Regions from separate parts of the Mus musculus genome. Here region 2 is linked to region 1. Evidence: chromatin contacts called from ENCODE Hi-C or POLR2A ChIA-PET data. All regions are on one chromosome and are shown on one strand. The core of a region is the stretch at or near the end of the contact, and the rest is flanking DNA. Distances in the headings are between cores, read along the strand shown.

The links. A loop is a pair of places that touch in the nucleus more often than their neighbours do. ChIA-PET counts read pairs that join two places held with the same protein, here RNA polymerase II (POLR2A).
Region 2: a loop to region 1 is called in a map of gastrocnemius, with 2.4 times the contacts of the local background. The contact joins the enhancer-like site here to the promoter of Ndufa12 in region 1. A Hi-C loop is called at or near these places in 11 of 37 maps with a recorded cell type or tissue (gastrocnemius, heart and left cerebral cortex). POLR2A ChIA-PET finds 5 or more read pairs at or near these places in 1 of 5 experiments (Patski).

The regions. Positions count from the first base shown.
Region 1 is chr10:94,195,410-94,201,184 of GRCm38, reverse strand. Ndufa12 (NADH:ubiquinone oxidoreductase subunit A12) reads right to left here and starts at 2,150. Exons shown (of 4, transcript NM_025551.4): 1 at 2,055-2,150; 2 at 1,153-1,235. The coding sequence starts at 2,140. It overlaps Nr2c1 (nuclear receptor subfamily 2, group C, member 1), which reads right to left. Exons shown (of 14, transcript NM_011629.3): 14 at 3,971-5,775.
Region 2 is chr10:94,607,192-94,612,966 of GRCm38, reverse strand. It overlaps Gm32898 (a long non-coding RNA gene), which reads left to right. Exons shown (of 5, transcript XR_001779842.1): 4 at 1-5,279. Among named protein-coding and RNA genes, the nearest start is that of Gm32898, 14 kb to the left of the region's middle. Within about 2 kb of position 3,631, at least 1 of the 3 ENCODE cell types and tissues checked has a DNase peak (open chromatin) inside an H3K27ac peak, as active enhancers do; it is heart, where a contact is called at or near this core.

The DNA of each region.
Region 1 (5,775 bases), core at 901-3,400:
AAAAATAAAGGTACTTATATTTTAGTGTGAGACGAGAAGAAAGAAGAGGGAGAAGGAAAGTTACTTTAATTCCTAACAACAAAATACTGAGTAGAAAGAATATCTCCCTGGGGCTCTGTTGCCATTTCTGTCATATGATCAAGTCTCTTTGGCGAAGACATTTCCTCAAGGTTTGGCTGCGTCATCTATGAAAACCTGTTTTTGGGGTTTTGTTTGATAGGGTTTCTATGCAGTCCAGGCTATCCTGGCTAGCCTCAGACCTTTGGCAATTCTCTTGCCCCTGCCTTCAGAGTACTTGGACCACAGGAGCCACGATGCTCCAGCTCAGATTACTTAAAATCTGACCAAAGCTTAAAGTTCTGTGGTTTGTGTTTAAAATGTTATGGTTGGCCGGGCGGTGGTGGTGCACGCCTTTAGTCCCAGCACTTGGGAGGCAGAGGCAGGCGGATTTCTGAGTTCGAGGCCAGCCTGGTCTACAGAGTGAGTTCCAGGACAGCCAGGGCTACACAGAGAAACCCTGTCTCAAAAAAAAAAAAAAAAAAAAAAAAAAAAAAAAAAAAAAAAAGAAAATGTTACAGAATAAGATGCAAACGTCTGGGGCACCAACTTGCAGCCACATAAGTCTGGCTTACACACCTCTACAGAATAGTATGAGGTGATAGATGGCTTGGCTTCTTCACCTGAAAGATGAGGTCTGGGGTCGTTGAAGGGTGTACTTCAGGTCACTATGTATGGTGGCAGGTGCCCAAACTGGCTGAGCCATCCCCTCTGCCCACGTTTTAAATTTCCTATTGAGTTTTCCGTTCCAAGTCACTTAGTATCTGTTCATGCATGATGTCAAAACTAGACTCTGAATCCTAACCCCATCCATTTATACACACACACACACACACACACACACACACACACACACACACACACACACAAAATCTATAAATACTGGGCTGGAGAGATGGCTCAGCGGTTAAGAGCACCGACTGCTCTTCCAGAGGTCCTGAGTTCAAACCCCAGCAACCACATGGTGGCTCACAACCATTTGTAACAAGATCTGACACCCTCTTCAGGGGTGTCTGAAGACAGCTACAGTGTACTTACATATAATAATAAAATAAATCTTAAAAAAATAAAAGAAAAAGAAAATACTGCACTCACCAAAAAATTGCTTGTTGTCTTCGTAGTATTTATTTCCATATTTGTCTTCTCCCACCAGTGTACCAATCCTTATATCATTTGCCCTTTAAGAAGTACACAGAGGAAAAAAAAGGCATCTCAGAATGATTCACACTGTTCAAGACAAACCCAGAAACAGACCGTACCACCGACTGTTTCTGCATCGACACAAGAACGAGATGCTACGGGGGATGCTCGCTGCTTGTACACCTCTAGCCTTCAGCCGAAGGCTCTTGCCACTCAACGCTCACGAATTAACTTTCTGGCAAAGAGCTCTGGAGTCTCCTGTGTTGTCCCAGCAGCATGCAGACAGGTGTGTGTGTGTGGGGGGGGTAATCAACCAAACAACTGATGTGCTTAGATTGCATATAAAACACTACTTTCCAGCTACGGTCCACGTATGTAGATACGTGCACCCTGAGACACTAAGTTAGCAAAACCTTCAGGCAGTCAAAGTACTTCATCATCTTCGTATTACGAGTGTCCCCTGGATTATTCACTGGTCCTCCGGATTTGCTGCGATTTATGGGGCTAATCGGGACTAGCATGATCGCCACCTTCAACTTCTTACTGTACACAGTGCAGAGGAAAACTTGCCCAAGGTCACCGTGAGGGGTAGAGGGGTTGCTATGCTAAGCCTCATTACACCCCAGGACTCGAGCCCGGAGCATCCCGGCTACCCTAGCACCTGCGTCACAGCTCCGCCACTAGGGGCTGAGTAGGGCCCAGAGACGTCTCAGTCCAAGGAACTCAACTCTTGGGACTGAACTTGTCCTTGACCGGATCCCTGGACCTCCAAAGTGATCTAATCTGAGCTCCTTTCCAGGAAAGCAGCCAGCGGAGGTGCGTCCCCAGAGACCCAGGGTCTAGCCCTGGCCTCCTACCTGAAGAAAACCCGTAGGAGGCCCCGCAGGCCGCCGTGGCCGGTGACCTGCTGCACGCCGCGCTTCAGGACCTCCACCAGCTCCATTCTCATCTGCATGGTCCGCCCCTTCCGTGTTCGGGTAAAACCCGCCGGGCGGAAGACGAGATACTCAAGGCGCCACCGTTTGGAGGTTCCTGCTCGTCAACCGGCCGCGGAGGTCGTTCTACGCAGGCGCAGAGCTGGAGGTCGCGCAGGGAGGATTATCTGGGGTTTTACAGTACAGGTTGGTGTCTTCCTAAAGGTGAAATTAATGTTTTCGGAGGCTGTACCCAGAAAGCGACCCTGCGGGGAGAAGTACGCCAAGCAAAGCTTTCCCAGATGGGAGTTTCTCCTGTCGAAATAAGTTTCTTCCTCCAGACAACGATGACGCACATTCCAAAAATTCCTTATAGCACTAGAAGCTAAGAAATGCATTACTGACCCCACAGCGGTATTGTACATTTAATACAGAGTGCGTATGATTTTGAATTCATTAAGCGTCGGTATGCTGGTAGATGAGTGATGAAGAATTGCAAAGAATAAGATTAAGTAAAATACCTGAAGGATTTGTTATTTTATTGTTGCAAGGTGTAAGCACAGACACTAGGTAGACTTCATCACAGAGTTAGTGCTTTACAAAATAATAAAATAAATAAACAATACTGGCAAACCCCTAGCCATAAAAAAGAAAAAGAAAAGAAAAGAAAGAAGAAACTAGGATTAATAAAATTAAAGATTAAAAATAGTTAAGTGTCAAGTCGACAAGGCTGGCCAGATTGCGAACCTCGGGAATACACCTGCCTCCACATCCCTGGAACTGAGTCTACAAAGGTGCCACCATACCCGAATTTTCTACATGGGCTCTGAGCTGTAACTTCTTTTCTCACGCTTGCAAGGTAGGCTAAGATCAAACCCAGGTCCTTGGCAAGAGCAGCTAATATTCTTAATTTCATTTTAAAAATATTTTGCGTTATTTGCATATTGTTTCCAAGCCCTGTGTGTCTTTACATATTCCTCACAATATGTATGTTTTTTGATGACTAGAATGCAGGGGAGTCACAGGAGACTTCTGATAGCAGGATAGAAGGCAAATTGGCCTCCAGCTCTTTCCCTTAGAACACAGCCAGTAGGCAGTAAGGAGCAGAACAGAGAGACTCTGGCCATGCCCAGATTCTGTCCCACTGCAAGTCCCAGCTAACAGCCACTAATACTCAGTGACTACAGAGATTTAAACCCATGATTTCTGCCAGACCCCTGTTCTGACTGAATGGAGATAGGTTGTCCCTGACCACCTCTGTCTGTATTATACATTCATGTGAAAATGCACACTTCTAACTGGTAGGTTTGGGGTGGCTAACCGCAAAACCTTGATGCTTGACATACTGCCAATAGTTTTGAAGCCCCTTCTATATCCTTCCCCGTTTGCACCTTCCTCCTCCCTTCCCAACTATTACCTAGACTTGATGCTCTTGCTTCTTGACTACATTTTATATGTATATGTACATGTAAATGTACTGTTACACAGATGTAACAGTAAACTAGTTAAATCATATTCTCTATGCTTTATGTACTTATTCAAATCGATGCAGGTTTTCTTTGTTTATATAATCTTAAACTCCATGTGTGTGTGGGGAGCACAAAGGAAAGAGACTGAACTCAGATAGCTGCATTTCCACAGAAAGTGCTCTGACCCTCTAAGCCATCTTGCCATTATTTTTGTTCTTAAAATGCTTATATGATTTTTCTCCCTTCTACTGCTGGAGACTGAACCTAGGGCCTTGTAAATGCTAACCTAAGCACAAGCTCTCCCACTGGGATGCCCTATGACGCAGAGGGCATCCAATCACCAAATAAATAGGTCATTGAAATAAAATACATTGACAGGATACAGAAATTTGTAATGCAAGTCACATTTTAATACAGTTTTAAAAAGACTTCCCAATGTAACTACAAATTTCATCAGGAAAAATATCTCAAAGAAATAACCATTAGGACACTTTTTTTTTTTTGGTGAATCCTTGGCTTATTATCTTGAGATGATAAAGGTATCAAAGGAGCCAACATTTTGACACTGTGATATGACATCGTCATCTACAGATGTGCTGGGATGCAGGTTACACATGCCCTACTGAGACTTTCTGCGTGAGCATTTTATGCTCTATGCACTATTCCCTGGCAGCTTCTTATAAATAGAACTGTTGACAGGATGAAACAGGAAATAAAGCCCTCCTAGTAAGTTGGTAACATTTGCAAGACTACACTTTTAAACTTTTTGTTACTACTGTTAGTAGTAAAATCCACCACCCCCCATAGAAAAATTCAGCAAAACTTTTTATTAATAATAAAGAATGTAATCTAACTGCAATAAAATCTCTGTGTTTGAAAAATAAATACCAGCGTGTGGTGCATGTCTATAATCCCAGCAACGGGGAGTGGGAGGCAGGAAGATAACGGCAAACTTGAGTTCAGCTTGGGCTGGGTAGCAAGATCCTGTCTCAAGAAAACAAAACAGAGATGTGGAAAAGAAGGACGGAGAGAGGGAGAGGGAGAAAGAAGAAAGGGAAGAGGAGAGATGGGGGGAGAAGATCAACAAATAGATGAACAGATTTACTAAAGGAATCCATTATAAAATCAGTACAAAGAGCGACTGATGCCTGTCATATTGGTGTGGAAGACTGAGGAGTCTAAAATGCTTTGGTTGTAGCAAATAATGAAACTTGAGGTTGTTAGAGCAGCCTTCCTCGGCTCTGCAGGGAAAAGAATCAGTGCAGAGTCTTTTGCCTTTATGAATTATCAATTGCTTGAATTATTTAACTCACCTTGGAACCATATTGGCTTTGATAATTGCATTACTTAGCAAACTGGGTGAGTTTTTTTAAAAAGGACCCAATAAAAACGGCTAAAGGCCAGGGCAGGGTGAAAAAGCTGAACCCCCGTCTGAGAAGAGGATAGATGCTTTCTGTGGAATGAAAAAAGCAACTACTTTAGTATCCATTCTAAAATACTAATACATCCTGGGGGCAGTCTGTACTATGTTTAAAACACAGTAAACCCCCAAATTTAAAACAGGATCCCCATCTTATTCTCAAGACTAATTTTCTACCGCAATGAATAAAAGTGCTTATAACTAATAATCTACTACACTATGAAAGAAAATACAAATGGCTTGTGTCTCATTGCCAGCAACGAGAGTGTTATATGCTTGATGTTTATAAAAGCATATACATATATATATATATATGTATATATATATTCATTTCTTACTTCCTATAGCTCTGATATTATCATTATATAAGTGAGCATAAGATAACCTTTGACCTGGTAACTAAAATGATTATGGATAAGTAAGATGTAAGAAGTCCCTGCTTAGGTGTTTAATTATTAATGTTCTGGCTCAATGGAATTAAACAGGAAGAGAACGCAATTCAGGGGGGAAAAGACTAGTTTATTTGTTTTATAAAATAGAATGAGAAAGCTTAGTGTAGATGGTCAGGAGGAGACAGTCTTAGGTGTCATCCTCACCAAGAGCAGCCCAGTACCTTTTTAAATCATCCCTAGAGGACAGACAGGGTAGTATATTTCCTGACCCCTGCCTGGTCGCTTGATTTCTTCTTAAGGAATCCAAAAGAAAAATACTTTCAATTTTGGTTACTCTTACAGTTACTATTCGCAGACTCCCTGGAAGCAACAGCTCCATTTGG
Region 2 (5,775 bases), core at 2,382-4,881, 410 kb before region 1:
TGTGACAATTTGTAATGTTAGCAACATAACAGGTACTGAGAAGCTAAACTCCAAGGCCACTGTGTCTCTCCCATCCCTCCTTCCTGTTCTTTCCATCTGCTGTGGAATGAATCTTTTCAACAGTTCTCATGCGGAAGCCTCAAGCATCTGGAGACAGCATCATGCCAGACAGTTAAGGTACTAGGTCCTGTGGGCGGGCTCTAATCCAACATGACTGACATCCCGCAAGTAAAGAACACTACGCCACAGGATCAAGTTACAGAGCAAGATGGTGAGAGGACAACACGAAAGAGAACCTCTACAGGCCCAGCAGCCAGGCCTCAGAAGATAGCCCTGCAGAGATCTCCATGTTGGGCTTGTAGCCTCCTGAAGTATGAGGGAGCCAACTTATATGACTTATATTGATGAAGCTCAAGTCTGATTGATGTATCAGATTTCAAGCAGAGGTGAAACTCTACCTCCCTTTCCAAAATGCCTGATTGGACCAGCTCACAGCACAACCCTTGTCTGGGAATACCTCCCAGCTGAGTTGTTTAGCCAGGACCACAAGCCTAGTGCCTACAGGGCCAGGCAGGGAATAGGTTAGTGTGAGGAATGGTGTTTGTGGGTTAAATCTAAGCAGCCTCCCTTACCTTGTGCTGGCTGCCAGTGTTCCTGTTGGTGTCTATCTTTCTCCGAGTTCATGAAGGGTAGGTATATGAAACAGCTCTCTTTCTTCCTGACTGTGCTACGGAAAGCAACAACCTTGGCGGGAGAGGCATTGCCTTGGCCCTGTGTGCAAGAGCCCATGCAGAGAGACAGTGAGGTGAGCTGGCTATGCAGACCCTGTCCCTGCCAGGGGCACAGCTGCTGCTTGGCTCCAGACACTTGTCACCAGAGGCAAGTGCAGGCTGAGGCCCGCCAGAGTCTTACAGTCTCTCAAATGAAGTGGGAATGTGGATTAGAAACAAGAAGACCTTAAACATTAGCAACTATATAAAAAATTTTTTTAAAGCAATTGCTGGCCACTTTGTACCTATTATGATGGCTACCATCAAAAAATGAAAAGAAGTAGAAGCTGGAACGTGCTGGCAAGGGTGAGGGGAAATTGGAATCCTGCGCTCGGCTGGTGGGAATATAACAGGAGGCAAGCCAATCTGAGAAACTGCGTGCCAGATTCTCCAAAGACTAAGAAGAATGGAGTGTGACTTAGCGACTTCAGCTCTGGGGATGGAGCCCCGTGTTTCTGAAAGCAGCGAGGATTTATTTGCATGCCTGTGTTCATAACAGGATTAGTCACAGGAGGTGTAAATACAGAAGCAGCCCCCATCTCTACTGCCAGACAAACAGGTAACAAGGTGTGGTGTACGTTTGCAAAATAGTATTACTTAGCCTTAAACGGGATTAAAATGTGGATACAGCCTTCGACACGGATGAGCTTAGAGGACTGCTCAGTGAGGTGTCAATCACAGAAGGCTACGTACTGTGTGTATGATGTTCTTAGGGTAATCATGGTCACAGAGATAGTTGAATGATGGTGGCCAGGGCGAGAGGGCAATGACAGACAGCTACTACTGAGTGGAGGTGGGGTTTTGGTTCTGCAGGATGGGAATGGGAGGTAGAGATGGTTGCCTAGCAACATGGATGTACAGAAAGCCACTGGACTCTACACCTTAAGATGGCCAGTTACTAAATCTTATGTTATAACACATAAGACAATTTGAAAGACAATGCTTGTGCTGGCCAAGATGCCCTTAAGGGCTTACACCATCATGGGCCCCAGTTTGTACCCCATGTTTCACACACACACACACACACACACACACACACACACACACACACACACACAGTAGTTTAACTACTTTCTAGCTTCTTCATGTGTTAGTGTCTTATGCAGCCAATTAGAAGATAAAATCTTCATGAATGTGGGAGCTGTGTCTTAAAGTTCTTCAGTGTTCTTCAGAAAAGTCACTCGGAGCAGGTCACAGACAGCTTTCCAAATATTAGCTCACACACATATCCATGCACACACACACATACACATAAACACACACATACATGTACTCACTAACCCATACTCAGTCACCAAATCCACATACAAGCACACACATTTGTGTACATGCACACATAGAGACAGGCACACACAGACACACATAGACATACACACAGACCTGCACAGACATACATACACACTGACACACATAGACACACACACACAATCACACATGCATGCTCACTAACCCATACTCACTCACATGCACATACAACCACACACATTTACATATATGCACATAGACATACACAGATACATACATACTCACGCTCACAAACCCACAGACACACGTGCAAACACACACAGATATACAAGCTTACACACACAGATACATACTTACACACAGACACACACTCACAGACACACAGATATATACATACAGACATACACACAAAGACACACACACACACACACACACACACCCCTATGTGTTAGAAAGGACCATGAAATCCTCAGAGTCTCAGCTCTGAGAGGAGATACCATGTAGTTTCAGGCAGGACACTGGAAACTCAGAGAATTCATCCTGGCAAGAATGAGGAGTCATGCTCAGAGAGCAGAGTGGGAAAGGGGCCCATGAGATGGGGTTTCACATTTGTCCAGGGTAATGAGCGGTGCTGAGCATGCTCACACAGAGAGTGTCAGGACTGGATTCGATCTCGAGATAAATCATTGAAAACTGGCACCCAAGAGCTGAGGGGAGGGCTCACAATAAAGTGCCTGCCAGGCGAGTGTGAACACTTGAGTTTCATCCCCAGCACCCACGTCAAATACATAAACAAACAAACAGCTCAGCAGGGCATGCTTGGTGAGTGGAGACAGGACTTCTCAGGGCTCTCTGGCCACATGATCCAGCTGAATTGGCAAAATCAAGGTTCACTGAGAGTCTGTCTCTAAAGAATAAGGTAGAGAGTATAGAAGGAGATAACCCAATATTGACTTCTGAACTCTACATACATGTATGTATACATGTGTGCATGTGTGGGTACTCATGCACAAGAGCATGTGTGCACACACACATGCATGCATGCACATATACACACTCATAAAAGAAAGGAAAAAAAAGAGAAAAGAAAAAGAAATCCTGGAAAGTGACAGGGGCTACTGATAAGACCCTGGAGAAGGCAGAAGGCCCTTTGCACAGCCCTACAGGGTTCCCATGCCTCTGTCTGGACACTGAGGAGCTTAGGATGAGAGCAGGAGCTGCTGTAGCCTTGGAGGGTTCAGGGAGGGATGGGATGCTGTGGCCCGTCAGAGCAGGTGGCCGGGAATCTGCTTCATTGTGGTGCGTACACACCCTGAGAATGGGGGCAAATCTTAGCTGCACCCAGTCAAGCTGACTGACCACAGGGCCAGCCTGGGTCCCTTGGCCCTTTCTCTAACCATTTCCAGGTTACCATCAGCCAATGGAGGCCTGGCTGAGGTCCCATCATCAAACCCACTGTGCTCTCTGGAGCCGCCTGGAGGAAATATCTAGAACTTCAGCTTGAACGATTCCAGACAAGGTACCAAGTACTCAGTAACCCATGGCAACCCCTAGAGGCTGCTAGAGCCTCAGCAATGAGGAGCTGTATCCCAAGGAACCTGCCAGTTCCCCTGAGATGGCCCAAGCTTGGTGATCTTAGGATGACCTTCAACAGTCTACATGCCACGGGAGGCTCGTGACAACAGTGTCAGAAGGGGACAGTGTCTACCCCTCTCACACTTCCCATGGTGAGAGCCATGGTAGAAGGAATGGTACGAACAAAGGCGTAACTTCTCCAGTAGCCAACGGCTGTGGAGATCCCTCCATGTGCTTACGTAGTATACCCAGTTTTTAGCATGGAGTCCCTAAACTGCAAGTTCAGAAGTCACTAACCAGCTGTGATGGGTAAAGTCTCTTCAGGCCTGGACAATACTATCAGTAGGTCTCCCTTGGGGCAGCTTGGGTAAAGGTAGAGGGAAGAATGTCTTTTGGTTACCTCGTGGTTATTAATCTGGGAGATTCTGGGTGGTTGGTTCCAGGGTTTTGTACTTGATGATAGCGGCTCAATTCTTTTTTCTAAACCTTGATCATTGGTAAAGACACCAGGATCCTATAGGGCTGCCACCAGTTGGACTCAAATCAGTCTATACTTCTTAACATAGGTGGGGCACTTTCAAAGGACCCTGTCACTTACATGAACCTCCAGGACCTCTAGCCTCTTCCTTGTCTAAACCTTGGCTTTCTGCCTCCTTTGTAAGTGGCTAGCAGTCAGACACTGGAAACAGACAGCTTTAGCCAAGCCCTTGTGAGCTTCTTAGCTCCATTATCATACCTACACCCTGGACTTTGAACCTCAGCAAGTGGAGTTCATCATGTTTCTTAGGAGATAGGGCAACCAATTAAGGGTTCCACGGGTCTTGAGTAGGGCTCCTAGTGGGTCTCTGAAGGTAGGGATGGGTGGAATGGAGGCCATAAGACACCAGTTAACTAACTGACTCTGGATGCCAAAGTTTTTAAGTTCAGACTCCATTTTAGAGAGCCTGGCCTAAGTTTGAACTCCACTGGTCTCCAAGTTGCCCCCGCAACAAAACCTGGGCCTAGCTTCAGTCTCTAGGCTAATCCCCAACAAGACCAGCGTTTCCAGGTTACACTTTCAACAAGACCAGTATCTCCAGGTTGTTCCCTCAACAAACCTGCATGCCCAGGTTACAAGTCCACTCCTTGCCTAACGATCACCAATGCAGAGGGGAACAGAAGTTAAGTTTATGATATGACTCCCAGCACCAGCCAATTATGTTAAAGGCCACAGGAGCTTTCCAATTTGATGCTTGCACACATCTTCCCTGCTTGTGTTTACTATAAAGCCTTGCCCCGATAGACATTTGGGGCTTCCCCACCACCAGAACTGCCATGCGTGTCGGTAGTGAGCTGAGGGGCCTGAGCTAGCTTGAATAGAGTAAAGACCCTGCTGTAAGTTGCATCCAATCATCTCCTGTCTGTTTTTTGGGGGGGATTACTAATATTTCCCTGGCACAACACCTCCAGGAGAGAAAGAAGGACCCTCGTCCCCGAGCCTCATGCATGGTCTTTATATTTTACTTGTGAGCTAGCATTTAACCATCTATTCTCTGAGTCCTGCTTACATTCTAACTCTCACTCTCAGGGTCAAAGCAGTGCGTACTGGGGAAACTGGACATCTGTTCCCCTTATCCACCCCACAGAGCCCTTCCTCCCTCATCGTTACTCAAAACAAGCAACGAAGCTACAGGGACCTGTGAGAGAAAGGTATTTTTGACTTGGAGGTGTTTGGGGGTGACCATTCTAAAATTCCTCCCGAAAAATTATTGGAAGCACCGATTTATATCACAAAACAAAGATGTTGGGGATGTAGCTTAGTGGTAAGAACTTGCTTAATATGCCCCAGTATAATAATAATAATAATAGCAGTCATAATGATGATGATAATAACAATAACAGTAATAATCCAAAAAAGATAAATGAAGATGGATCTTGTTCAAACAGATGGGCATAATATCAGTTGAACATGTCATAGGGAACAAAAACAAAAATGCTAAATAATTAATAATTTGTCTTTCCCACTAAAATATGTCCCTTGCACTAAAATAGCTGCCTTGAGGTTGACACATCAACATGTCATAGATTTGTTCCGACTGTTTTCTCCTTCATCCCTTCGGTAGCAGATGTTTTGTGATGCAATTAGCCAGGGCTTATGTAGGACAGACATTTCTGTGACCTCATCATGGCACTGGCAGGTGATTGG